Linked DNA regions of Homo sapiens: regions 1, 2, 3 and 4 are each linked to region 5. A link is a loop called in an ENCODE intact Hi-C map of the cell type or tissue named here. Cell type or tissue: dorsolateral prefrontal cortex. All regions are shown on one strand. Region 1 overlaps HSD17B11 (hydroxysteroid 17-beta dehydrogenase 11). Region 2 has its middle 10 kb from the start of SPP1. Region 3 has its middle 7.8 kb from the start of PIGY. Region 4 has its middle 53 kb from the start of ABCG2. Region 5 overlaps MEPE (matrix extracellular phosphoglycoprotein).

Region 1 (5,000 bases), 470 kb after region 5:
TTGACACTTTACTAACGTAAATATAATCTGATGAAATTCAATTCTGACTGAAGAGCCTTCAGCATGGCAGATTGATGCCCTACAGGAGTACTGGTAGACTTTTGCCCATGGCCTCCTTTCTGTTTGGGGTGGCTTGTCTTGGGCTCTGACGTCAGACAGATCTGGGAGAGTCCCAGCTCCATCTTTTAATAGCCATGTGACCTTGGGTATGAAACTCAACCATTCTGTTTCATGTTTTCATCTTTAAAGTGAGCATATAAGAATTGCTGTCTCATTGAGTTACTGTGAGAATTCAATAAGAAAAATAATGAAATCATGTAAATGCATAACAAAGTAAAAGCCCCTCATAGGCTATTTGCCACTTTTCCCTCAGTCCCCCAACACACTGTAGCACTATCTCTAAATAATGATAACTCTGTTAATAGAGCTAGGTTTCATTTGAAACACAGTGTATAACAAAATGCATTAGGACGCTAGGGTCTATCCGCCCAAGCATCTTAGTTGCTTATGGAACCATAAAAATCTCATATAAGGTATTTTTGCATTGCTACCCCTTGGAATTATGGTACTCCAATCTTATAAAAAGTAGGGCTTAAGCATCAAGATTCTATGATCTTTCTTAGTTGAAGAGATAGTTATTGATTATATTCTAGTCCAGAAGATATAACAATTATTTTGAAAAAAAGTTACATTACCTGTAATGGTCCCCTTTTGAGTATAGTCTTTTTTTTTTTTGAGACAGAGTCTCGCTCTGTCGCTCAGGCTAGAGCACAGTGGCGCAATCTCAGCTCACTGCAACCTCCGCCTCCCGGGTTCAGGCGATTCTCCTGCCTCAGCCTCCTGAGCAGCTGGGATTACAGGTGCACGTCACCACGCCTAGCTAATTTTTGTACTTTTAGTAGAGACTGGGTTTCACCATGTTGGTCAGGCTGGTCTTGAACTCCTGACCTCATGATCCACCTGCCTCAGCCTCCCAAAGTGCTGGGATTACAGGTGTGAGCCACTGTGCCCGGCCTACAAATAGTCTTTTTTTAAAAATATTTTTCTTTCTTTTTGAGACAGAGTCTTGCTCTGTCACCCAGGCGGGCGTGCAATGGTGCAATCTCAGCTCACTGCAACCTCCACCTCCCAGGTGCAAGCAATCCTCCCAGTTCAACCTTCCGAGTAGCTGGGACTACAGGAACCCACCACCACACTCACCTAATTTTTGTGTTTTCAATAGAGATGCAGTTTCACCATGTCAATCAGGCTGGTCTTGAACTCCTGGCCTCAAGTGATCCACCCACCTTGGCCTCCCAAAGTGCTGGGAATATAGATGTGAGCCACCGTGCCCAGCCTACAAATAGTCTTTACAGTCCAGTGGATGCCTTCTATTGCTCTTAGCAGCTAGCCTTGTTCTTTTGTTTATATTTCCTCAACTGAAATCATTTCACCAATGATAGCTGCAACAACCTTTGAAATCTGGCCATAAGGGTTTACATAAGCCCTTCCACATAACCATTTTATTTCTCAAATGTTCTTCCTTCTGGATCAATACCAAAATAGAATTTTCAAGAGAAAACACACATACCATGCATATATATTAGAAAAACACACATATGTATTTTAATATTATTTACCTCATATTTCTATATTTTGGGGGTTTTTTGTTTGTTTTTTGGGTTTTTTTTTTTTTTTTTTTGAGATGAAATCTCGTCTGTCACCCAGGCTGCAGCACAGTGGCACGATCTCAGCTCACTGCAACCTCCGCCTCCTGGGTTCAAGCGATTCTCCTGCCTCAGCCTCTCGAGTAGCTGGGATTACAGGCGTACACCACCATGCCCCACTAATTTTTGTATTTTTAGTAGAGATGGGGTTTCACCATGTGGGTCAGGCTGGTCTCCGATTCCTGACCTCAAGTGATCTGCCTGCCTTGGCCTCCCAAATGCTGGGATTAGAGGCGTGAGCCACCTCATTTGGCCAATATTTGTATATTAAGTACCCTCATAGACACCTGAGCAGGTCAAGAAGAGAATCTTAAAACATGTTACTTGTAGACAAGTATAAATGGTTTTGAAATAATTATAATGATAGTAATAGCAGTTTACTGTGTGTACTAGATACAGTGTTAGCTCCTTTACATGCATTATTTCATTTGTTTCCACAACGACTCACAAGGAACTTGTATTAGTATCTCTATTTTGCAGAGGAAGAATTGAAGTTTTAAGAGGTTAAGTAACTTGGTCAAGGTCCAACAGTGACTGGCAGAGCCCAAACTCAAGGTCCAAGGAAACCACTCTTCACCCTTAAGCCTACTGCCACCTAATGGAGAGCGATTGAACAACAGAACAGAAAATAAACAGAAATAAATAGAAAATGTGGCCAGCTTAATAGTGTAATCAGTTTTCCACAATTCTCTGTAGTAGTCCCTGATTTTGCCACATTAGTTTTACTTTTATTTTTTGAGACGGAGTTTTGCTTTTGTTGCCCAGGCCGGAGTGCGATGGCGCGATCTCAGCTCACCGCAACTTCCGCCTCTCGGGTTCAAGCGATTCTCCTGCCTCAGCCTCCTGAGTAGCTGGGATTATAGGCGCCCGCCACCATGTACAGCTAATTTTGTATTTTTAGTAGAGACAGGGTTTCTCCATGTTGGTCATGCTGGTCTCAAACTCCGGACCACAGGTGATCCACCTGCCTCGGCCTCCCAAAATACTGGGATTACAGGCGTGAGCCACCGCACCCAGCCTAATTTAACTTTTTTTGCTTACCCTTTGAAGTAATGTTTTAAAAAAAATGCTACTTAGCCAAATGCCTCTTGATCTATAGTCAATAGAACTAAGTCAAGAGACTAAATTGCAAAAGAAAATTTCCACCTGATACACTTGAAGATAGATCTATTTTGGACATAAGTGCATAAAATAAAAAGGATTTTTTTCCCCTGTTGACACATGGATTGCAAAATCACTTTTATCCAGATCTAGCAGAAAAACAAGAGTCATTGCGTACAAGACGGGAACAGTGACTCATGCCTGTAATCCCAGCACTTTGGGAGGCTGAGGTGGGCAGATCACTTGAGATCAGGAGTTCAAGACTAGCCTAGCTAACATGGTGAAATCCAATCTCTACTAAAAATATAAAAATTAGCCAGGTGTGGCGTGGTTGCATGAGCCTTCAGTCCCTGCTACTTGGGAAGCTGAGGCCAGAGAATCTCTTGAACCCGGGAGGTGGAGGTTGCAGTGAGCCAAGATTTCGCCACTGTACTGCAGCCTGGGCAACAGAGCAAGAATCCGTCTCAAAAAAAAAAAATAGCCATTGTGTATAAACTTACCCTCATACCTCTTAATGAATTTACTTTTCTTATTTTATTTTTTGAAGGTGAAGGCAGAAATTGGAGATGTTAGTATTTTAGTAAATAATGCTGGTGTAGTCTATACATCAGATTTGTTTGCTACACAAGATCCTCAGATTGAAAAGACTTTTGAAGTTAATGTACTTGCACATTTCTGGGTGAGTATGGCTTCTTTTACAAAAATGTTCCTTTTGAAAATCCCAAAGATTAAAGTGGGGCTTTTAGCAGACATAAGGAAGTATTAAATCAATGCTAAAGTTTTCTCCAGGCACCAGGGATAACATTATACAAAGAGATCATTTTTCATGCTATGACCAAATTCTATCATTCTTCCTCACTGACAACATTAATAATAACAATAATAAATTAATAATAAATGTCAGGTGTTGTATATGTTTTAATTCTAAGCTAGGTTCTCACATTTCTGTGTGATCCTATTTAGAGATAAAGAAAGGAGTTGGGGACCATCCGAGTCATCGTCTGTGATTTTATAAAGGTGAATCCAGTTTGCTTTCAGATTCTCTTTTTTCTTTTTTAGACAGGGTCTCACTCTGTTGCCAAGGCTGGAGTGCAGTGATGCAATCTCATCTCACTGCAGCCCCAACTTCCCAGGCTCAAGTGATCCTCCCACCTCAGCCCCCTCAAGTAGCTGGGACTACAGGCATTAACATGCCCAGCTAATTTTTGTATTTTTAGTAGAGATGGGGTTTCACCATGTTGCCCAGGCTGGTGTTGAACTCCTGGACTCAAGTGATCCGCCTGCCTCAGCCTCCCAAAGTGCTGGGATTACAGGCATGAGCCACTGCCCTGGCTTTCAATTTGCATGAGGCTCAGGCCTCATGTTATTTCCTGGCCCTAAAATTGCAAACCTTATTGTGAACCTCACCATTGAAGGTCTTAAGTTATATATATGTACATATGCCGTGTGTGTTTCTGAAGTCTCCAAATATTGCCCAAATAGCCAGTTCTTAAAAAGGCCCCTCAAAGTTTTCTTGGATGTGAGTTTGGGATGACTAATCTCAAAAGAATATTGGGGTTTATAAAAATGCAGTGTTATTTTATGCTAATATTCCCAAGTTATTGACATATATCTTTATGTTTTGTGTTTGTTCAAATATAGGTTACTGTCTCTTTTTTTGTTGTTGTTTGGAGACAGGGTCTCTGTGTTGCCCAGGCTGGAGTGCAGTGACGTGATTTTGGCTCACTGCAGCTTCAGGTTCCTGGGCTCAAATGATCTTCCCACCTTGGCCTCCCTAGTAGCAGGGACTACAGGAGTACACCACCATGCCCAGCAAGTTTTTGTATTTTTTGTGGAGATGAGGTTTTGCCATGTTGCACAGGCTGATCTCGAGCTCCTGGGTTCGAGTGATCCTTCTGCCTCAGCCTCCCAAAGTGCTGGGATTACAGGTGTGAGCCACTGCACTTGGCCGGGTATTATCTTACTTGTTTCTTCATCCCAAGCATCAACAACAAGAGGTGGAGGGCTGGGGAACATAAAAATTTAGCAATTTTTTTTTTTTAAACAGTCTCACTCTGTCACCCAGGCTGGAGCACAGTGGCGTGATCTTGGCTCACTGCAACCTCTGCCTCCCGGGTTCAAGTGATTCTCCTGCCTCAGCCTCCCCAGTAGCTGGGATTACAGGTACCTGCCACCATGACCAGCTAATTTTTG
Region 2 (5,000 bases), 140 kb before region 5:
CATGGGCAAGGGATGAAAAGATTGTTTGACTAAAGAAGACCTGCATCAAAGGGAGTATCTACAGGGTTATTGAAAAACGCATAGGTGATGGGAAATTGGTCTTGACACTTTTTTTATTTATAAAAATTTATGAATGCCTTTTTTATGATCTTGTGAGGTGAATAATGAGGGAATTGTTCTGAGACTTTTATACCTATGTCTGAGACACTATCTGATGGACATTATTCATTGTACATTTTTCTGTTCTCCCTGCTCTATCCTCCTACTTCCAATTTTTGGAACATTTTTAAACCTTGAGAAAAGTTAAAAGAATAATATGCTTTTCCCCATAGTTTCTTCTCTTTCTGTATACCTTTTTTCTGACTTCTTACTAATTTTTTTCCCCTGATGACAGCCTACCGTTGAATTTTTTTTTAACACTGTAGAAACAGCCTTTATTGGTTGCAACATGGATTGGAAGAGGAGGGTGTATGATAGCTCCCACTCCTGGGGCAGCACCCACAGACTCAGTCGCCACTTTCCAAAAAGCTAAAAAGAAATCTTATTGTGTATATTTAAGGTATACAACATAATGTTATGGGATACATATAGACAGAAAAATGGCTTCTGTAGTGAAGCAAATTAACATACCCATCATCTCCTATAGATAGCCTTTTTTATGTGTGTGGCAAGAGCAGCTAAAATCTACTCATTTAGCAGAAATCCCAAATACTGTACAATTTTATTAATAGTAGTCCTCATGTTGTACACTGGATCTCTAGACTTGCTTATTCCCCATGTCTGCTACTTTGTAACCTCTAACCTACATCTTCACATTTCCTCTCCCAGTCATTATTTTCTGAACCGCTGGAAAGTAAATTACAAAAACCATGGCACTTCATCCCTAAATATTTCATTATACTTCTCTCAAGAGTAAGAACATTCACTTTCATGTACAATGCAATGATCACATCTAAGAAAATTATCAGTAATTTCACAATATCATTTAATATACTGTGTATATTCAGATTGCCACAATTGTCCCCAAAAGGTTTTTTATGGCTGTGTGTCTTTTTCAATCCAGGAGCCAATCAAGGTTCATGTTTTACCTTTTTTTTTTGAGACGGAGTTTCACTCTTGTTGCCCAGGCTGGAGTGCAATGGTGCAATCTCGGCTCACCGCAACCTCCACCTCCTGGGTTCAAGCGATTCTCCTGCCTCAACCTCCCGAGTAGCTGGGATTACAGGCATGTGCCACCACACCTGGCTAATTCTGTATTTTTAGTAGAGAAGGGGTTTCTCCATGTTGGTCAGGCTGGTCGGGTACTCCCAACCTCAGGTGATCTGTCCTTCTCAGCCTCCCAAAGTGCTGGGATTACAGGCATGAGCCACCACGCCCGGCCCATGTTTTACTTTTTATACCTGGTATATTTTTTAATCTATTTTATACCTGGTATATTTTTAATCTAGAATACTATCTCCTCTCTTGCCCTTTTTCTCTCATCAAATTGTCTGTTTTGTAGGATTGGCAGATTTAGAAAATTTAGAAAAGGATGCTCAGTTAACCTGAATGTCAAATAAACAATGAATCATCTTTTAGCATAAAATGTCCCGTGCTCATACTAAAAGCTAATTTGTTATTTATCTGAAAATCAAATTTAACTCAGTATCCTGTATTTTATCTAACAACTCTGCTTTTTAAAAAGTTCAGACTGCCGGGTGCGGTGGCTCATGCCTGTAATCTCAGCTACTGGGGAGGCTGAGGCAGGAGAATCACTTGAACCCGGGGCCGGGGGGAGGTTGCAGTGAGCCGAGATCTCGCCACTTCATGCCAGCCTGGGTGAAAGAGCGAAAATCCGTCTCAAAAGATAAAAAAAAAAAAAAGCTCAGACCAGTTCTATTATAGAGTAGCTCAAATTCTGGATTTGCTTGTTTTCTAGTCATTTGATTTTGTAAACATTTTTTACAAAAATTTCTAGATGATGTTGCATATTTCTTATTGCCTCACACTGGGTGGTACGTATCTACAAGTCTCATTAATTACTGGCTAAAGACGGTGACTGCAAATCTCTCTGGTTGAAAGCACTTTCTTTCTTTTGGAATTATTAAATAATTGTGGAGTAATATTCTGAGAACAGGTGAATACTCTGAGACCAGGTGAGATGTTCTCAATCATCTTCTGCACAATAATTTTAACATTCATTAGTGATCACTTCCTCAATTATTTCCTTGTGGGTTATGAAATAATTTTTTAATGTTAGCATTCCTTCTAGTTTTATTACTAGCTGGCATTCATCTGTAAAGAAGAATTTTCCTTCTTTAATGCTCTTTTGTAGTATCACTATATACTAGTGGAATTTTAAAAATTCAATTTGTTATAATTCGTTACTGTCGTTATTCTGTTATTGCTCAAATTACGCCAGTTTTGGCCAATGGAAGCCCCTTGCAAGTCTGCTCTTTGGTCCCTTGGATATAACCCCATTTTGTCCTTTCGTGCTTGCTTTCATCCTATCATGAAAAAATGTCCCAGGCTCATTTTTGTGCTCTTGTTGTCTAGGAGGAATCAGCCTTTTCCCCTGTCAGTTTTGTGCCTCCCTGCTCCAAATCCATTGTCTCTGCCCTGCTCTGTGATACTGCTGGAGATGGACCCTGTGAACGTGCTTCCTTTGCCAACTGGCACAGTGGCAAGCTTTGTCAGTAGAGGGCACTGGAGGGACACTGCTGTGCACACAGAGCACCTTGTGGCACTCACCCTCCAGCTAGCCTCCTGCTCAGCTGGCCTGCCCCATGGTTTTCCTTCTTTGCTGGCCTCAGTCTGCTGGAACCCCTGTGGGAAGTCTCTTGTTTTCCAACTTGAGCCCACCAGTTGGACCACTGTGGACCAGCTCTGACTCAGGATAACACAGCAGACTTCTCTGCCATCCCTTGGGCTGTGACTGTACCCTTTCCAGTGAAGTCTGAATCTCAGGAGAGGGCCTCTCCTTTTGCAAGTTGTTCCTTATATGGGCACTTTCAGCCCCATGGTATTGTTAATGTTCTCTTATTTCTCTTATTCTCTCTGGTTATTCTCCTCTTTCTAGTTAATAATTCTTTAAATTAAATTTTCCCTGTTCAAATGACTGGTCTCTTTTCTGTCTTCTGAATGAACCCTGACTAATAGAGAAGTGATGCAGGGAATAGTTGTTAAATAGTACCACTATTCAAATAAGTGATTCCAGGAGTAACTTGGTCATGCCCTTGGATTTGAGCACAGTGCCAAGCCCCTTGCCAAGCATGTGGGAACAACACCATCAATCCAGCCATCACCTGCAGGTGAGTGTGAGGAAGTGCCCACTGCAGCAAGTATGCTGGGAGCCTAAGGGGCTGCTGCACCTGACTAATGATATCTACAAGGACTATGGCATGGCATTGTCTTCTCATCATTAGAAGAGGTTTCTCCACACCCAGACTGTGAAGTTACTCACTCATGTATTTATCTAATATCTTTATAGTTTCCTTTTAAATTTATTGATTATTTAAAAAATTGATATGCAATAGTTGTCTGTATTTTGGGGGCACATATGATGTTTTTGTGTGTGCATATAGTGTGTAATGATCCAATGAGCATAACTGAGATATCCATTTCCTCAAACATTTATCTTTGCTTTATGTTGGGAACACTTGAATTCTTGTCTTTTAGGGTTTTTAACAAATGTATATACAGTAAATTATTGATAGTTACCCTACTGTACTGTCAAATGCTAGATCCTATTTCTTCTACCTAACTGTATATTTGTACCCATTAATCAACTTTTCTTCATCTGCCCCTTACCCTCACCCTCCCCAGCCTCTTGTAGAACCACCAATTTACAGTCTATCTCTATGTGATCCACTTTTCTAGCTACCACATATGGGTGAGAACATGCGATATTTGTCTTTTTGTGCCTGTCTTATTTCACTTAATATAATGACCTCCAGTTCCATCCATGTTGCTGCAAATGACAGGATTTAATTTCTTTTTATGGTCAAATAGTACTCCATTGTGTGTATATACCACATTTTCTTTATCTATTCATCATGAGGGACATTTACATTTATTGCACATCTTGGCTATTGTGAATAGTGCTGCCATAAACATTGAAGTTCAGATATCTCTTCCACATATTGATTTGCTTTCTTTTGGTTATATGCTCAGCAGTGGGATTGCTAAATAATATGGTAGTTCTATTTTTGTTTTTTTGAGAAGTCTCCATACAGTTTTTCATAGTGGCTGTACTAATTTACAGTTCTCACCAGTGTACGAGTGTCCTTCTTTCCCCGAATCCTGGCCTGTGTCTGTTATTTTTTGTCTCTTTGATAAAAGCCATTTTAGCTTGGGTGGGATGATATCTCATTGTGGTTGTGATTTGCATTTTCCTGGTGATTAGTGATGTTGAGCATTTTTCTGTATACCTGTTGGCCATTTGCATGTCTTCTTTTGAGAAATGTCTATTCAGATTTGTGCCCATTTTAAATTGGATTATTTGAGTTGTCTTTTTTTTTCTTTTTTTTTTGATATTAAGTTGTTTGAGTTCCTTATGTATTCTGGATTTTAATTCCTTCTTAGATGTATAGTTTGTGCATGTTTTCTCTTGGTATTTTTGACAACATAGGCGAACCTAGAGGATGTTAAGTTAAATAAGCCAAGCACAGAAGGAAGAGTACTGCATGATCTCACTCATATGTGGAATCTAGAAAAGTTGACCTCATAGAAGTAGAGAGTAGAATAGTGATTACCAGCGGCTGGGAGAGTGGGAAGGTGGATGAGGGGAGGTTAGTCAATGGGTACAAAGTTACAGTTAGCTAGGAGGAATAAATTCTAGTATTCTATTGCAAAGTAGCTTGGCTATAGTCAATAATAATGTATTGTATACTTCAAAATAGCTAGAAAAGAGGATTGAATGTTCTCAGCACAAATAAATGACAAGTGTTTCAGGTGATGGATATGATAATTACCCTTTGATAATTATACAATGTATATATGTAACAAAACATCACACCGTA
Region 3 (5,000 bases), 670 kb before region 5:
ATGCTTCTATATCTTATCGACACTTTTTTGTTGTTGCTGTTGTTTGAGACAGAGTCTCACTCTCACCCAGGCTGGAGTGCAGTGGCACGATCTCTGCTCGCTGCAACCTCCGCCTCCTGGGTTCAAGTGATTCTCCTGTCTCAGCCTCCCCAGTAGCTGGGATTACAGGGGTGCACCACCATGCCTGGCTAATTTTTGTGTTTTTAGTAGAGACGAGGTTTCACCATGTTGGCCAGGCTGGTCCTGAACTCCTGATCTCAAGTGATCCACCCTCCTCTGCCTCCCAAAGTGCTAGAATTACAGGAGTGAGCCACCATGCCCAGCCTCTTATTGACACTTTTATGAACAGATCAGCAGTTTTAAAAGACCTCTTAAGCCTTCATACACTGCTGGTGAGAATATAAAATGTTGCAGCTTCTTTGGAAAACAGCAAGACCACAAAAGGTCAAATGTAGAGTTGCCACATGACGCAGCAATTTTACTCCCAGGTATATACTCAAGAGAAGTGAGAACTTAAGTATTCACGACAGCTTGTATGCAAATGTTCATAGCAGCATCATTTAGGATAGCCAAAAAGTAGAAACAACCCAAACGTCCATAAACTGATGAATAGATAGATAAAATGTGATATGAATATAATGAAATAATATTTGGCAATATAAAGTGATAAAGTACTGATATATGCTAGACTATGGATGAACCTTGCAAACATCATGCTAAGTCATAGAAGCCAGTTACGAAAGGTCACATAGTCTAATTTCATTTATTTGAAATGTCCATAATAGTCAATCTCTACAGACAGACAGTAGATTAGTAGCTGCATAGAGCTGGAGAAGAAGGGGGAGATTGTGCAGTTTTGGCTAAAGGGTACAAGGTTTCTCTTTGGGGTGATAAAAATGTTCTAAAATGGACTATGGTGGCAATTTGGGAGGCCAAGCTGGGAGGATCACTTGAGCCCGGGAGTTCGAGACCAGCCTGGGCAACATAGGGAGACCCTGTCTCTACAAAAAACTAAAAATCTAAAAAAAAAAAAAATTAGCTGGGCATGGTGGTATGTGCCTGTGGTCCCAGCTACTCAGGAGGCTGAGGTGGGAGAATCCAGCCCAGGAGGTCAAGGATGTGGTGAGCCATGATCATGCCACTGCACTCCAGCCTGGGCAACCGAGCAAGACCCTGTCTCAAAAAAAAAAACAAGAAAAACCCCAAACAGAAAAATTGACTATGGTGATGCTTGCACAATTCTGTGAAGATACTAAAAACCATTGAGTTGTACACTATATATGGCTGAGTTACATGCTATGTGAATTATATCTCAATAAAGTTGTTAGAGGAAAATTAAAAAAGCAGTATCTCAGTGTCCAGCCTAAGGCTCAGTGGTTCCAGGTCACTTGCTGGAGGTCAGATGCTGGTTAGAGGCATGGCCAAAAGTGAATGCAGGTCTTACGCCTTCTAAATTTTGTCCACCCATTGTGCTACTTCTAGTGACCCTATGAAATATGACACCCTGTATTGGGAATTCAACAGGTTTCTAGTGTTCCTTCCCAAGCTTCTCACTAGCAAATCATCCTGGCTTCATATCTGTTCACAGGGACACAAGCTGCCCATTACGTACCTCATGCTGCACGCCATGGCTTTGACCCCAACACTTCCATTTGTTACACTGTAAACCCACCATGAGGAACACTGCCTTATTCCTACATTAATGAAACTCTTCCCCACTCCTCCTCCTTCTCAATAATCCGCTGACTTCACAATGCCAGGGGACCTACTGCTTCCTTAGAGACTCTTAACAAGATTCTCTTTTTAAGTGTCCTCAGCTGCATCACTGACAAATCATCTTTAACCACGTTAATGAGATCCTTCCCACCAGCTCTAAATGAGAAATTCCCATCCTGAGGGAGCAAAACCTGGCCTATTGTGACCTACTGTCCTTCTTTATTTGCAGCCAATCCTGCAAAGAAGGGGATTTTTTTTTTTTTTTTTTTTTTTTTTTTTTTTTTTGAGACGTAGTCTCGCTCTGTCGCCCAGGCTGGAGTTCAGCGGCGCAATCTCGGCTCACTGCAAGCTCTGCCTCCTGGGTTCACGCCATTCTCCTTCCTCAGCCTCCTGAGTAGCTGGGACTACAGGCGCCCGCCACCACGCCCGGCCAATTTTTTGTATTTTTTAGTAAAGATGGAGTTTCACCGTGTTAGGCAGGATGGTCTCAATCTCCTGACCTTGTGATCCGCCCGCCTTGGCCTCGCAAAGTGCTGGGATTACAGGCGTGTATTTTTAGTAGAGACGGGGTTTCACCGTGTTAGCCAGGATGGTCTAGATCTCCTGACCTCGTGATCCGCCCGCCTCGGCCTCCCAAAGTGCTGGGATTACAGGCGTGAGCCACCGTGCCCGGCCCAAAGAAGGGGATTTTAAGGAGGCCCCTCTGAACTTGAGACTGCATCTGTAAGATGAAAATTATGATACCTACTTCCAGACCAAGGGAGAGTTTTAAATTAGGTAGAAAATGTAAAACTATCTAGAAGAGCCAAGAGCCACGGTAGATTCTCCCTACTGTGTGTAGTGGTGGAGAAAGCCTGTCCACTATTCCAAGTTTTGTCCCTCTTAGTGAAATGCTCCATTTGGAAGCGAGTGTTGTCTTCCGCATTTGCCACTAGATGGCACTTTTGGTTAACTCATGGGACCACTGGCAATTGATCCCTCAGAAGGAAGCAGAAAGACAAGTGCACTGCTGAAATGCAGAGCTAGGTAGCATCCAGCAGAATGCCATGACAGCCGACGTGAATCCTGAAAAATGAATAGGAATAACCAAGACAGAGGAGGAGGCAGAATTGAAGCGAGGAGGTGAGGAACAGGGAGAGATAGTGGTGCAATGGGAAGAGGGTTCCAGGCAAAAGAAAAAGCATGTGTGAAAACACAGAATAAGAGACTGGGCCCATTCAAGAAACTGAAATAGAATCATGGGCTGCTTAATGATGTTTCCAGTAACAACAGACCACATATACAACGGTAGTCCCATAAGATTATATTAGGAGCTAAAAATTCCTGTTGCCTAGTAGCGTCATAGCTGTCATAATGTTGTAAAGGAATTGCTTTATTTTTAAAATAAATTTAGTGTAGCCTAAGAGTACAGTGTTTATAAAGTCTACAGTGGTGTAATGTCCTAAGCCTTCACATTCATTCACCACTTACTCACTGACTTAGAGCCACTTCCAGTCCTGCAAACTCCATTCATGGTAAGTACCATTTTTTATCTTTTATATCATATTTTTACTGTACCTTTTCTATTTTTAGATATACAAATATTGACCATTGTGTTACAATTGCCTACAGTGTTCAGAACAGTACACATGCTGTACAGGTTTGTAGCATTGTGCAAACATCACAGAGTGTACTTACAAACACAGCGCGTAAGTATACTCTGTGATGTTTGCACAATAAGAAAATCGCCCAAACAGTGGGAGATGAGGCTGGAACTGTACACAGGGCACATCAAGAGGGATTCGGGAGCTGTAATAATAGTCAGTGTCAGTGAAATCGGAATTTATTACCTGACTTTTAAATTGTTTGGATTTGTGCAGCTGATAAACACTATGGCTCTTTTTCCCATAAAAAAGGAAAAAGAAAAAAAAGCACGTGCAGCATTCCAGAGGGTTTGTATGTTACAGATCCCTGCTGTGGCAAGTGTTCATACTTACAGTACAGTAAACACTTGTCACATGTAGATATTGAGTACTAGAAATGTGACTAATGTGACTGAGAATCTTTTACATTTATTGAATTTTTATTAAAGAGCCAATATAGGATGGCACAGTTCTAGACTGTTTTTCCCACTGCTGCCAATGAATGTGTTTACTTTTCAAAATTCTTCAAAGACAAAGCCTTACCTACAGAGGAGTCCAACTTATTGGATAGTGCAGATACAGATTTCCAGCTTCACAGGAAGCTCTGTTGGGCAGTGTTGGTCTAGATACAAGGAGAATGTTGAGAGGCTAATAAAGTGATGGGACAAGAGATTTTTTTTTTTTTTTTTTTTGAGACTGAGTCTTGCTCTCTCGCCCAGGCTGGAGTGCAATGGCACAATCTCAGCTCACTGCAACCTCCACCTCTCGAGTTCAAGCAATTCTCCTGCCTCAGCCTCCCGAGTAGCTGGGATTACAGGCACCTGCCACCGTACCCAGCTAATTATTGTATTTTTGGTAGACAGGGTTTCACCATGTTGGCCACGCTGGTCTCGAACTCCTGACCTCGGGTGACCCACCTGCCTCGACCTCCCAAAGTGCTGGGATTACAGGTGTGAGCCACTGCACCCAGCCAGTAGATGATGATCTTGAGCTTAGTGCACTGGCAGTAGTGGGGTTACAGAGATGTTAAAACTAAAATTATTAGAACTTGACTTGCATGTGGAATGTGGTAAAAGAGAGGGAGAAATGGAAGATAACTGTAGGCTTCTTCTTGAAGATATTGGTGGGATCACTCCAAGCTGTGAAATATGGAAAAACATTTTTGGAATAAAAAATGACAACTTTCTCCTTGCAAATGTTCAGATTACAGAGCCAAGGGGCATGCAGGTAGTGACATAGACTATATAGAAAAATGGCTATCGTGCTGGAATATATGAATTCCTTTAGGTCAGAGGTATAGCTCCAGGTATCACAGGTAGACCTCATCTATCAGCTTAAAGAGGAGACACGTTAGCCGCGGGCCCAGTAATAACTGAAGCCAGAGACTTGATCAGGAGTCCAGGGGTTGGGGGTGTAAGGATACAAAGGAAATGGAAAATAAGTCAAGAAAAGGAGAGCAACAGTCTCGTTTCAAGGAGAAAGTAGTCAACAGTTTCAAATGCAGTAGAAATGATTTAAGATGGAAATAACAAGTTTCTGTTGATTTTTACAACAAAAAAAGTCATCTGTGACATTTACTGGAGCAGTCTGAGTGGGAGAAGTGGGGGACTGGAGGGCAGATCACAGTGTCATGGAGAGATTAAGGCAGGAATTTCCTAATTG
Region 4 (5,000 bases), 360 kb before region 5:
GTGGTGGTAATCCCAGCACTTTGGGAAGCTGAGGCGGGTACACTGCTGGAGCCCGAGTTTGAGACCAGCCTGGGCAACATAGCAAGACCTTGTCTCTACAAAAAATACAGAAATTAGCCAGGCATGGTTGTATGCGCCTGTAGTCCCACTTACTTAGGAGGCTGAGGTAGGAGGACCACTTGAGCCCAGGAGTTCAAGGCTTCAGTAAGCTATGATTGCACCACTGCACTCTAACCTGGGCGACAGAATGAGACTCTGTCTCAAAAAAAAAAAAAAAAAAAAAAAGGCCGGGCGTGGTGGCTCATGGCTGTAATCCCAGCACTTTGGGAGGCTGAAGTGGGCACAGATCACAAGGTCAGGAGATCAAGACCATCCTTGCCAACATGGTGAAACCCCATCTCTACTAAAATACAAAAAATTAGCTGGGCACGGTGGCAGGTGCCTATAGTCCCAGCTACTCCGGAGGCTGAGGCAGGGGAATCGCTTGAATCCGGGAGGCGGAGGTTGAAGTGAGCCAAGATCGCACCACTGCACTCTAGCCTGGAGACAGAGCAAGACTCTGTCTCAAAAACAAACAAAAAGAAATATAGCATGTTTATACTGTGGGGAAACAAATCAGTGGAGAGGAATATATATATATATTCACACACATATATATACATATATATACAATGATATAGAAGAGAAAGGGGAAAAGTGCTGTTATTGAGTTAGGAAAAAGGGGATGAGACTTCATGCAAAGTAGAGACATTGCCTTAGGCCTTAGTAACATGGGCAGTTCCTCTAGGGTAGGGTAATAGGAGAGAAGGCAGCAGATGCAGGTGGGTGGGCAGATACGGTGAACAGAATCTGAAGTTCTCTTTTACTTACTTCAGTTTTCTCAGTCAAGTAGGACATAAGGTTATCATCTGAGAATGACTATGGGAGGGGAAAGATGAAAATGTTTCGGTGTTGAAATAGGAAACAGAAGAGTGAATGGGCTAGGGAAGTACAGTATGAGTTGTCAGGCATTACTGAGGGTCCCGGCATTGAGATTCTTGATCAAGAATTTAAAATCAGATAATTACAGGTCTTTGTGGCTCAAGCCAGTAATCCCAACAGTTTGAAAGGCTAAAGTGGGAAGATTGCTTGAGCGCAGGAGTTTGAGACCAGCCTGGGCAATACAGTGAGACCCCGTCCCTACAAAGAATTTTTAAAAATTAGCTGGGTGCGGTGGCATTCATTGGTAGTCCCAGCTACTCAGGAGGCTGAGGTGGGAAGATCATTTGGGCCCCAGAGTTCAAAGGCTGAAGTGGGCTAAGATCTCGCCACTGCACTCTCCAGCCTGGGTAACAGGGCAAAACCCTGTCTCAAAAAAAATAAAAATTCAAACACAAAATCAAATAATTTATTATTCTTATGTGTTTTTCTCCACCCACGTTCAACTGCAGGGGTACAGGCACAGAGCAGGGGAGACAGGAATTTAAGTAGGGTTTGTGGTTTTGCCAAGCGAGTGACAAAGCAAAAGGGGAGCAGAGGAGCTGAGGGCATTTGCAAGGATGTAATTATAATGATCATGGAATTTCGGCAGGTATGGTGACTAAAGAAAGCAGTGAGGGGTGAGGCACAGTGAAATACTGGTGTAATTAATGGGTTTTAGGCCCTGGTGGAGCAAGGTCAAAGGTTTGCCGGAGTTGGGTTATTAGAGGGGTTTAGGTGGAAAGATAGACTATGCTTACAAGTTCTATGGCATGACCTGCAAGTACATAGGTAACGCAGGGTGGAGAACAAGATCACTGAAGGAGAGAAGTTCAAGGTAGTCAGAGGCCAGAGTGCTGGGGAGATCGTTTTCGGAGATACTGAATTCACCAAGAATTAAGACAGAAGTAGTGTCACAGAGAGTGACAGTACCAGGGGCTACAATTACTGATACAGGCGGGAGATGCTTCTGAAATCTGAAGATGGCAGCAACCATGCAGGGGTAGTCAGTGTTAAAGTGTAATGACATGAAATTCAAAGCTGAGATCTTCTGGGGAAAGTTATTAGATGATCCACTTTGGGATGTTCATATTTTTTGGTAGTCGCTCATCTCAGAATAAGCAATATCAGAAAGTGAAATTTTAATCACAAGAGGGCGCCAGAGTCCAGCAAATGATTACTTTTGGTTTTCACCTAAAGCTAGGGCAATCATACTTTTGAGAGAGGAAGAGGCCACTACTAATAATTATTTGGGGGCGGTATGTGTAAATTGGGACATAGACTCACACCTTCTCCTACACTATGTAAGCATGGGCAATTTAAGAATGAACTAGCTGTGCACCAAAAGCTCTAATTCCCATAAATCACTCGAAATGCTTTTGACTGCAATCAGGTAAGACAAAAATGGCCAAACTTGATTTTATCTGGAAGAGAGGCTTGAGAAAGACTTTCCCCTCTGGCCCACATCTCTAGTTCTATTTATTGCTTATCCCGTTTTTCCCTTTAGTGCAGTACCGGTTTGACTGTATCTTCAAGTTAAGAGAATTGCTGTATTCCCCAAAATATCTTGGTCATTTGAAAGTAAAGAGTTCTCGGCCGGGCACAGTGGCTCACGCCTGTAATCCCAGCACTTCAGAAGGCAAAGGTAAGCGGATCACGTGGTCAGGAGATCGAGCCCATCCTGGCTAACACAGTGAAACCCCGTCTCTACTTAAAATACAAAAAAATTACCCAGGTGTGGTGGTGTACTCCGGTAGTCCCAGCTACTCAGGTGTCTGAGGCAGAAGAATCACTTGAACCTGGGAGGCGGAGGTTGCAGTGAGCGGAGATCGCGCCATTGCACTCCAGCCTGGACAACAGAGTGAGACTCCATCTCAAAAAGAAAATTAAAACGAAAACATGATGATGGAAATAACAGACACTGGGGTCTCCAAAAGTGGGGGGGGGTGGGGCAGGGGTTGAACAATTACCTATCAGGTACAATGTTCACTATTTGGACATTGGGTACACTAGAAGCTCAGTCCCCACCAGTATGCAATCTGCTTATGTAACAAACAAGCACGTGCAACCCTGAATCTAAAATAAAATAATTTTTAAAATACACAATGAAAGTGGCTTTTGTTAAGTCCCCTGTTTAGCACATCCTCTCCTTAATTAGCCAAACTACTCTCTCTTCTTCTTTTACATATATATATATATTTTTTTTATTTTTTAATTTTTTTAGGGACCAAGCCTCTCTGTGTTGCCCAAGCTAGAGTGCAGTGGTTAATCCCTGGTGCAGTCACAGGGCACTACAGCCTCGAGTTCCTGGCCCCAAGAAATCCTCTCACCTCATTCTCCTGAGTAGCTGGGAATACAGGGGCAGAACATGGCATCTGCGCCTCTTCTTAACAAATGCAAATAAAATCAACTCTGGCTTCTGTTATTCCTTGAAAAAAATGTATGTATGGGTCAGGTGTGGTGGCTTATGCCTGTCATTCCAGCATTTTGGGAAGAAGCTAGGAGTTCGAGACCAGTGTGGGCAACAAAGCAAGACTGTCTCTATAAAATATTAGCCAGTTAATGGTGGCAAGTGCCTATATTCCCAGGTACTCAGGGGCTGAGGTGGGAGAATTGCTTGAACCTAGGAGTTTGAGGCTGCAGTGAGCTATGATTGTACCACTGCACTCCAGCCTGGGCAACAGAGCAAGATCCCATCTCTTAGAAAAAAAAAAAGAAAAGAAAAAGTATGTATTTATAGCTACCAGCACACTTTTAACTATATGGGGCTTATTTCTACCATTCTTTTTGTTTTAGAACAACATCCTTCATCCTCACTGAATGGGATGAATGTAAATAGGACCTCAAGAAAATAAGGCAAAGGTAAGGCTGCTGGGGAGAGCATTTCAAAATAAACTACAAATAGATTTTACAATTTATTTTACTCTCCTTCAACGAACACAAAAATATTGCATTACTAGCCAGGCACAATGGTGCCTGCCTCCAGTCCCAGCCACTGGAGGCTGAGGTGGGAAGGTTGCTTGAGCTCAGGAGTTCCAGTCCAGCTTAGGCAACATAGAGAGGCACTGTCTTAAACGTATATATGTATATGTGTGTGTGTGTGTGTGTGTGTGTGTGTGTGTGTGTAGGATTACTTACATTACTGACATCTTTAACCTAATTATATCTAATTCAATCAAAACATTTTATTACCAACTTATATGTGCATGAGCATTCTACACCTGTAGGAATACCCACAAGGTAATAGTCTTATACAGGATGCTTAGGGTGTTTTGTTTTGTTTTGTTTTATAGGACACATCTTTAAGATGCATTCAAAGAGTGATCTACCACTAGGGTACAAAAGCAAAAAACGTATTCAGTCAAAAATAACTGACAACTGGGGAAAATGGTGAATAGCAGAGAAGATTCTGTTTATTAGTTTTATCTTTAGGTTATCTTTGGCAAAGGAAAAGCACAGTATATTGCTACTACCACGTAGCTTGAATCTAAAACTTATCATTACTTATTATTTTATATAACATTGCCAACACCAACACAACCCCTGCTAATCAAACTGAAAAATTTTCTTTCACTTAAAATTTTTATTTTTTACTTATAGAAAGAGGTATGAACTTTGTTTTTTGTTTTTGTTTTGTTTTTTGTTTTTTTTTGAGACAGAGTCTTGCTCTCACCCAGCCAGGCTGGAGTGCAGTGGCATGACATCAGCTCACTGCAACCTCCGGCTCCCAGGTTCAAGCGATTCTTCTGCCTCCTGAGTAGCTGGGATTACAGGCGCTCACCACCACGCCTGGATAATTTTTGTATTTTAGTAGAGATGGGATTTCACCATGTTGGCCAGGCTGGTCTCAAACTCCTGACCTCAGGTGATCCATCTGCCTCAGCCTCTGAAAGTGCTGGGATTATAAGTGTGAGCCACCGCATCCGGTCTGAATTTTGTTTTTATTTATTTTGTTTTTTTTGGTGTTTCTTGTTTGCTTTTTTGTTTTTTTTTTTTTTTTTGAGATGGAGTCTCGCTCTGTCGCCCAGGCTGGAGTGCAGTGG
Region 5 (5,000 bases):
TAGGATGACCGGTTTGTACGTGACCGATGGCACACTACGGCTCTACAATCACCAGATTATTTTCCACAGAGTAGTGAGTTGGGGAAGTCACGTATATGCACTGTGAATAGTTTCTGTTTTGCAAGAGCCTGTGTAAAGGTCCATTTTTAAATGCTGTCCTGTACATTCACTTGATTAATTAATTAATATTTATTTATTTATTTGAGACAAAGTCTCACTCTGTCACCCAGGCTGGAGTGCAGTGGCACGATCTTGGCTCACTGCAGCCTCCACCTCCCAGGTTCAAGCAATTCTTGTGCCTCAGCCTCCTAAGTAGCTGGCATTATAGGCCTGTGCCACTAGGCCTGACTAATTTTTGTATTTTTCATAGGGATGGGGTTTCACTGTGTTGCCTAGGCTTGTCTCGAACTTCTGACCTCAGGTGATCTGCCCCACCTTGGCCTCCTAAAGTGCTGGGATTACAGGCTTGTGCCACCAGTCCCAGCCTTGTACGTTCACTTTAAATGATATTTTTATTATTTGTTGATATAAGATAATCCACAAAGACAAGCTATTTTTCATCATAAACTGAAACATTCCTGCAATGGTAGGTTAATACAGGGGAAGTTCTGGACTAGCTATAGATTTGTGGGAGACCCAGGTGACTGATTTGAAGGTCACTGGGAAAGACATCCATATTAGTGATTTCAAACTTTGACTTGCATTAAAATCATTTGAGGGACCTGTTAAAAAAGGAAATCCCTGGACCCCGTTCATGGCCTTATATCACAAATATTACTCCATTCACTTATTAATGCAATGTGTCTAAGATCTGCCCCAGCTGGCCTGCTCAGAATTACCTCTTTGCTAAATAGACAACTTTCTTTCTTCACATAGTATTATGTTGGTGCAAAAGTGATGACTGTTTTTGCCATTAAAAGTAATGGCAATTACTTTTGAGCCAACCTAATACTTCTATCTTCCTGATGCTGTTTTAAGTAAAAATTATTTAAGATTGTTTGACTTCTATTATTAATCTGTTAACCTAACAATTATAAAAATCTACTTAAAATTCAAATCTAGCAAGAGTCACTTCTAAACAGGGAGTGTCTGTGTTACACTAAACCATATGCCTACAAATTGATAAAGTATTATTCGTTTAATGAAACAGATCCTCTTGTTCTTATTCTCGAAAGTCTAAACCATAGCTTCAGGTAGATTTTCTTGCAGCTTTTGCGTGAGTCCACTCATTGTTTTTGACATTATTCTCATTTGGATTTCTGGATTTGGATTGTATCGGTGTTTTGTTCTCTTTTCTTTCCAGACTTCCTCATTAAATTTTTTCTAACCATTTATCTGCCCCTTTCTCTTTCAGCCCCCAATTCCTATCTTCCTGACATGCATTCAGACTCATCTATTTCTTCTCCTTTTCCTTTGGGCCGTCTAATACCATATTTTAATGCCTGTGACTGTAAGTATCATTCTCTTGAATAGCAGAGTTTACCTTCTCATACAGAAGTTGTTTTTGAAAGGGACTTCTGTAAAAGCATCATAATGTCTTTGAAACTTACGCTGTCTTGAGCTCCTGCTTAGTTAAAGGCAGGCCCTAAAGACAGAGTGAGGAGATAACACAATGTTTATTCTAGACCGCAGAGAAAGTCTGTTGAGCAACTTCCTCCTGGCTGGTCTTCTTCCTTCCAACTCCCCTGAACCCTACCTTGCTTACCACTCCTTCCCCATCCACTGGTTGGGGAGAGCTATCTTAAGCTCTAAACTACACATGGGATCACTTAAGGTCGCCACTGTGAAGCTCTTATGTACTAGTGAGGCTTATTGTCTGCAGCCTCTCTACATGTGTAATACGTTGGGTAAAATAGATTTTACTATCTCCTGGCTCTTCCCTTCAGCTAGAGTTCATCTTCTCAGAACTCCTGTCTCACTTTACTTATATTTCTATTATTTAACACATTCTGCCTTGTATCTTTCGTATGACTTTCTCCCTACTTACTTATAGTTTTGATAAAGACCAAGAGCATCTCTTCTTTTGATCTCCAAAGAATTTTGTAAAAGATGGTCGTTCAATAAATACTTTTCAACTGAGCTAAATGTTATTTCAGACAAGGTCAGATATGTTACCCTGACTGGTAGACGCGCCAAGAACAGATTAATTAGTATTGTAAAATCAAGGTAAATATTTACAAGCAGAGAAGTCCAGGAAGGTGAGGTTTGAGGGAGTACCAGGGCTGCACGTAAATAACAGAACCGGAGCCTGCTCGCAGACTGGTACAGTGACCTTTTCTTTTTGAGCACAAGGTGGCAGGCTAGGTCAATTTCCATCGTCTCTTATAAGGCAGCTACGTGAGGCTGAAGTTTTTTGCCCAATTTCAGAAACAGATATCTATTTTTTTTTTAACTGAGATTAGCGCAGCCTGATGGCTAAAACATGGTTTTGGATAAGGCATGGGCCTCACTCTTGACTACTGACTGTCCTTGTGGATCTCTGGTCCTTTGTGTTTGGACTAATTCCTCCACGTCTGCATCAAATAGCAATGCATTGTGGATGCCAACACACTTCTAGTTTCTGTTAACTGGATGAAAAAAATATGAACATTGTCAGTGTTTTGAAGAAATATCCATGAACACTGAAGCTTAGAGAGAGGAAACAAAATCGGACCAGAGAATTGAAATACGCAGTTTCTCCACTAGATAGCAGACTACGACAGGTGACTTTTGGAAGGGTCCATCTGTATTTACCCAAAGAAAGCATCCGTTTTTCTCCATCAGTTCATATTTTTCTTTTACCACGACAAGTGTTTTTATGTGATCAGACCATTCGCATGTAAAGCTCTGATATAAACCTGAAATATAAGTAGCAGTTTGATTTCAATTTATTAATCTGCAATTTAAATTCTGATAGAGTTTTTTTTTTACTTCATTAATTGCCTCCAGTTTTTTTTCCCCCAAATTGTCTTTTATTTTTTAAAAAGCAAATTACTAGGAATAGTTTATTCTGGAATTCTGATGGTAACATTGGGTGATATGTTCAGTCTTTCCCTTGATTCTGACCTGTTATTTCCAGAAGATAGGGAACAAATGAGGGAAAAAAAGATTCCTTGTTTTTAGATTCTACTTTGTATTCTTTCAAGTTTCTCTCTCTCTCTCTGTGTGTGTGCACTCATGAACACACATATACTCACACATATTCATATTATGTGGATGAATATACACACGATCTATGTACACGTGTGTATACATATATGTCTATATATACACACAGTCATATATGTATGTGTATATTATGTACATTTATCTTTGCAATATATGGCAGTTTAGTGATTGTTTAAGAGTAAAGACTCTGGAACCAGACTCCTTGGGTATAAATCCTAGCTAACTAGCAAATACTTACAGATCTGTGTCTGTTTCTTCATCTGTAAAATGGGGGTAATAATGGTACCCGTATTATAGAGTAGCTGTATAGATAAAAGGACTTCACAGAGCATGGCTCATGGTAACTAAGCAAATCATGTTAGCCATTACTATTTGTGTATGTTGAGAGTCTGATTTATTCAATAGCTTATATTGCCACTTTCATTTAGTAAATGAAGCACCCTCTATCTACCCAATGTGGGAGTTTAGATTTTTTGAAGGTGCCATAACATATTGACATTGACTTGACTTTGCTACATACATTATTCAACTTAATAATCTAGGTGCTGTCCGGAATGTCTCAGTCATGATTTCTGTTGTTTGGGAACTTACGTGTTAAAGAGAAAATGTGTGCACTTTTCTTTCTCTATTCTCTACCTCTTTCTTTTCTTCTCTTGACCTTCCTCATTTGGAGGAATGTCAAGAATGGAGAGGTATATCAATTACAAATTCAATTCACCTACCAATAACAGCAGCAACAAAAATTCCAAATAGTCGCTTAAAAAGAGCATTCTTTTTCTCATAGGACAAAGATTCTGGAGGCAGGAAGCTGATGATGGAGCTGGTTCAGTGGCTCCTCTAGGATTATTTTGTCCTTTCCTTCATAGCCACAACATGACTGCTCCTCCAGGCATCAGGTTCATGTCAAGCCAAGAAAAGGGCAAGAAAGGAGAAAGGGTGGTATACCGGCTATATAAATTCTTCTTATCAGGAGGGGCAAAAACTTTCCAGAGCTCTTCCCCCTTCCCTAACCGAGACTTAGGGCTAGTTTCCAGAACAGTGTCACAAAGCCAAAAAACCTCTACACTGAAAGACAAGAGAAAGAAATATTCTGGAAATGACTTGGGATCAGCCAGTGAATGATATTTCTCAAATTAAGTTTTTGTCTTGGCTTTGCATTTGTGTTTCTCCTCAAATTCTCCCTCTTGCCCTCCCTCTACCCTACAGTCCTCTTTGTCTGGAAGGAGGTAGAACCAAGAAAAATGATAACATGGAGATTTGTTTCAGGAGCTAATATTTGTCGTAGAATATGTGCAACATGTGCAACAGAGGAAAGAGTGGAAGAAGGTAGGAAGTAGGATCTCTATCAGCACAGAGGGAAGTCAGAGGGGAAAGGAAAGGCTGGCTCAAGCAGAGAGGGTGGAGGAGCACAGCTGAGATTTCCCCAGTGGATCAATTTCATAGGCACTCCCTGTGCTGGAGGCAGAACTAAGCTTCTTGCCTCTGAAATGAAGCACCACAGACAACAGAGTTTCTTATAGATTACTTAATACAAATTATCATCGAGAGATATTGTTTATTTTCATGTCTACAGAGCAAACAACATAGAAGGCATTTGTGACATTCACCAACTATTTTTAAATGACACCTACTCAAATGTTACCTATTTCATAGATCTGTAATGATTTTTTTTTGCTTAAAAACATTATAGCCTTTAATAGAATTTTATACTGTGACTATTAAGATAGCAAAAATTCCCCCAAGGAGACCAGGATTCTTGGCTCACTCAGTTCTTCACTCTATCCTCTCTTCACCTGGTCAGCTGTCAGGTGGCTCTCCTCTACATCAACTCACAGGTGACGAGGTCTTCAGAC

The links. A loop is a pair of places that touch in the nucleus more often than their neighbours do. Peaks named below come from ENCODE experiments on the same cell type or tissue, not always from the same donor. Only the 100,000 strongest peaks of a DNase experiment are listed, where the experiment ranks them.
Region 1: it touches region 5 in a loop (6-fold over the local background); 46 of 110 quality-filtered maps call a loop at or near these places.
Region 2: it touches region 5 in a loop (6-fold over the local background); 92 of 110 quality-filtered maps call a loop at or near these places.
Region 3: it touches region 5 in a loop (3-fold over the local background); 34 of 110 quality-filtered maps call a loop at or near these places.
Region 4: it touches region 5 in a loop (13-fold over the local background); 94 of 110 quality-filtered maps call a loop at or near these places.

Annotation. Positions count from the first base shown.
Region 1 is chr4:87,373,185-87,378,184 of GRCh38, reverse strand. It overlaps HSD17B11 (hydroxysteroid 17-beta dehydrogenase 11), which reads left to right. Exons shown (of 7, transcript NM_016245.5): 3 at 3,355-3,486. Among named protein-coding and RNA genes, the nearest start is that of HSD17B11, 16 kb to the left of the region's middle. In dorsolateral prefrontal cortex, CTCF peaks have their summits at 2,095 and 2,297 (motif pointing left); no DNase peak of the experiment used is centred here.
Region 2 is chr4:87,983,477-87,988,476 of GRCh38, reverse strand. No RefSeq gene overlaps it. Among named protein-coding and RNA genes, the nearest start is that of SPP1, 10 kb to the right of the region's middle. In dorsolateral prefrontal cortex, a CTCF peak has its summit at 2,681 (motif pointing right); a DNase peak (open chromatin) is centred at 2,676; H3K27ac peaks cover 2,173 bases.
Region 3 is chr4:88,513,485-88,518,484 of GRCh38, reverse strand. No RefSeq gene overlaps it. Among named protein-coding and RNA genes, the nearest start is that of PIGY, 7.8 kb to the left of the region's middle. In dorsolateral prefrontal cortex, CTCF peaks have their summits at 2,445 and 2,654 (motif pointing right); a DNase peak (open chromatin) is centred at 2,674; H3K4me3 peaks cover 540 bases.
Region 4 is chr4:88,209,268-88,214,267 of GRCh38, reverse strand. It overlaps a transcript of ABCG2 not described here. Among named protein-coding and RNA genes, the nearest start is that of ABCG2, 53 kb to the right of the region's middle. In dorsolateral prefrontal cortex, a CTCF peak has its summit at 2,110 (motif pointing right); a DNase peak (open chromatin) is centred at 2,116.
Region 5 is chr4:87,846,475-87,851,474 of GRCh38, reverse strand. MEPE (matrix extracellular phosphoglycoprotein) reads right to left here. Exons shown (of 4, transcript NM_020203.6): 4 at 4,683-5,000. Among named protein-coding and RNA genes, the nearest start is that of MEPE, 16 kb to the right of the region's middle. In dorsolateral prefrontal cortex, a CTCF peak has its summit at 2,306 (motif pointing right); a DNase peak (open chromatin) is centred at 2,274; H3K4me3 peaks cover 714 bases; H3K27ac peaks cover 3,516 bases.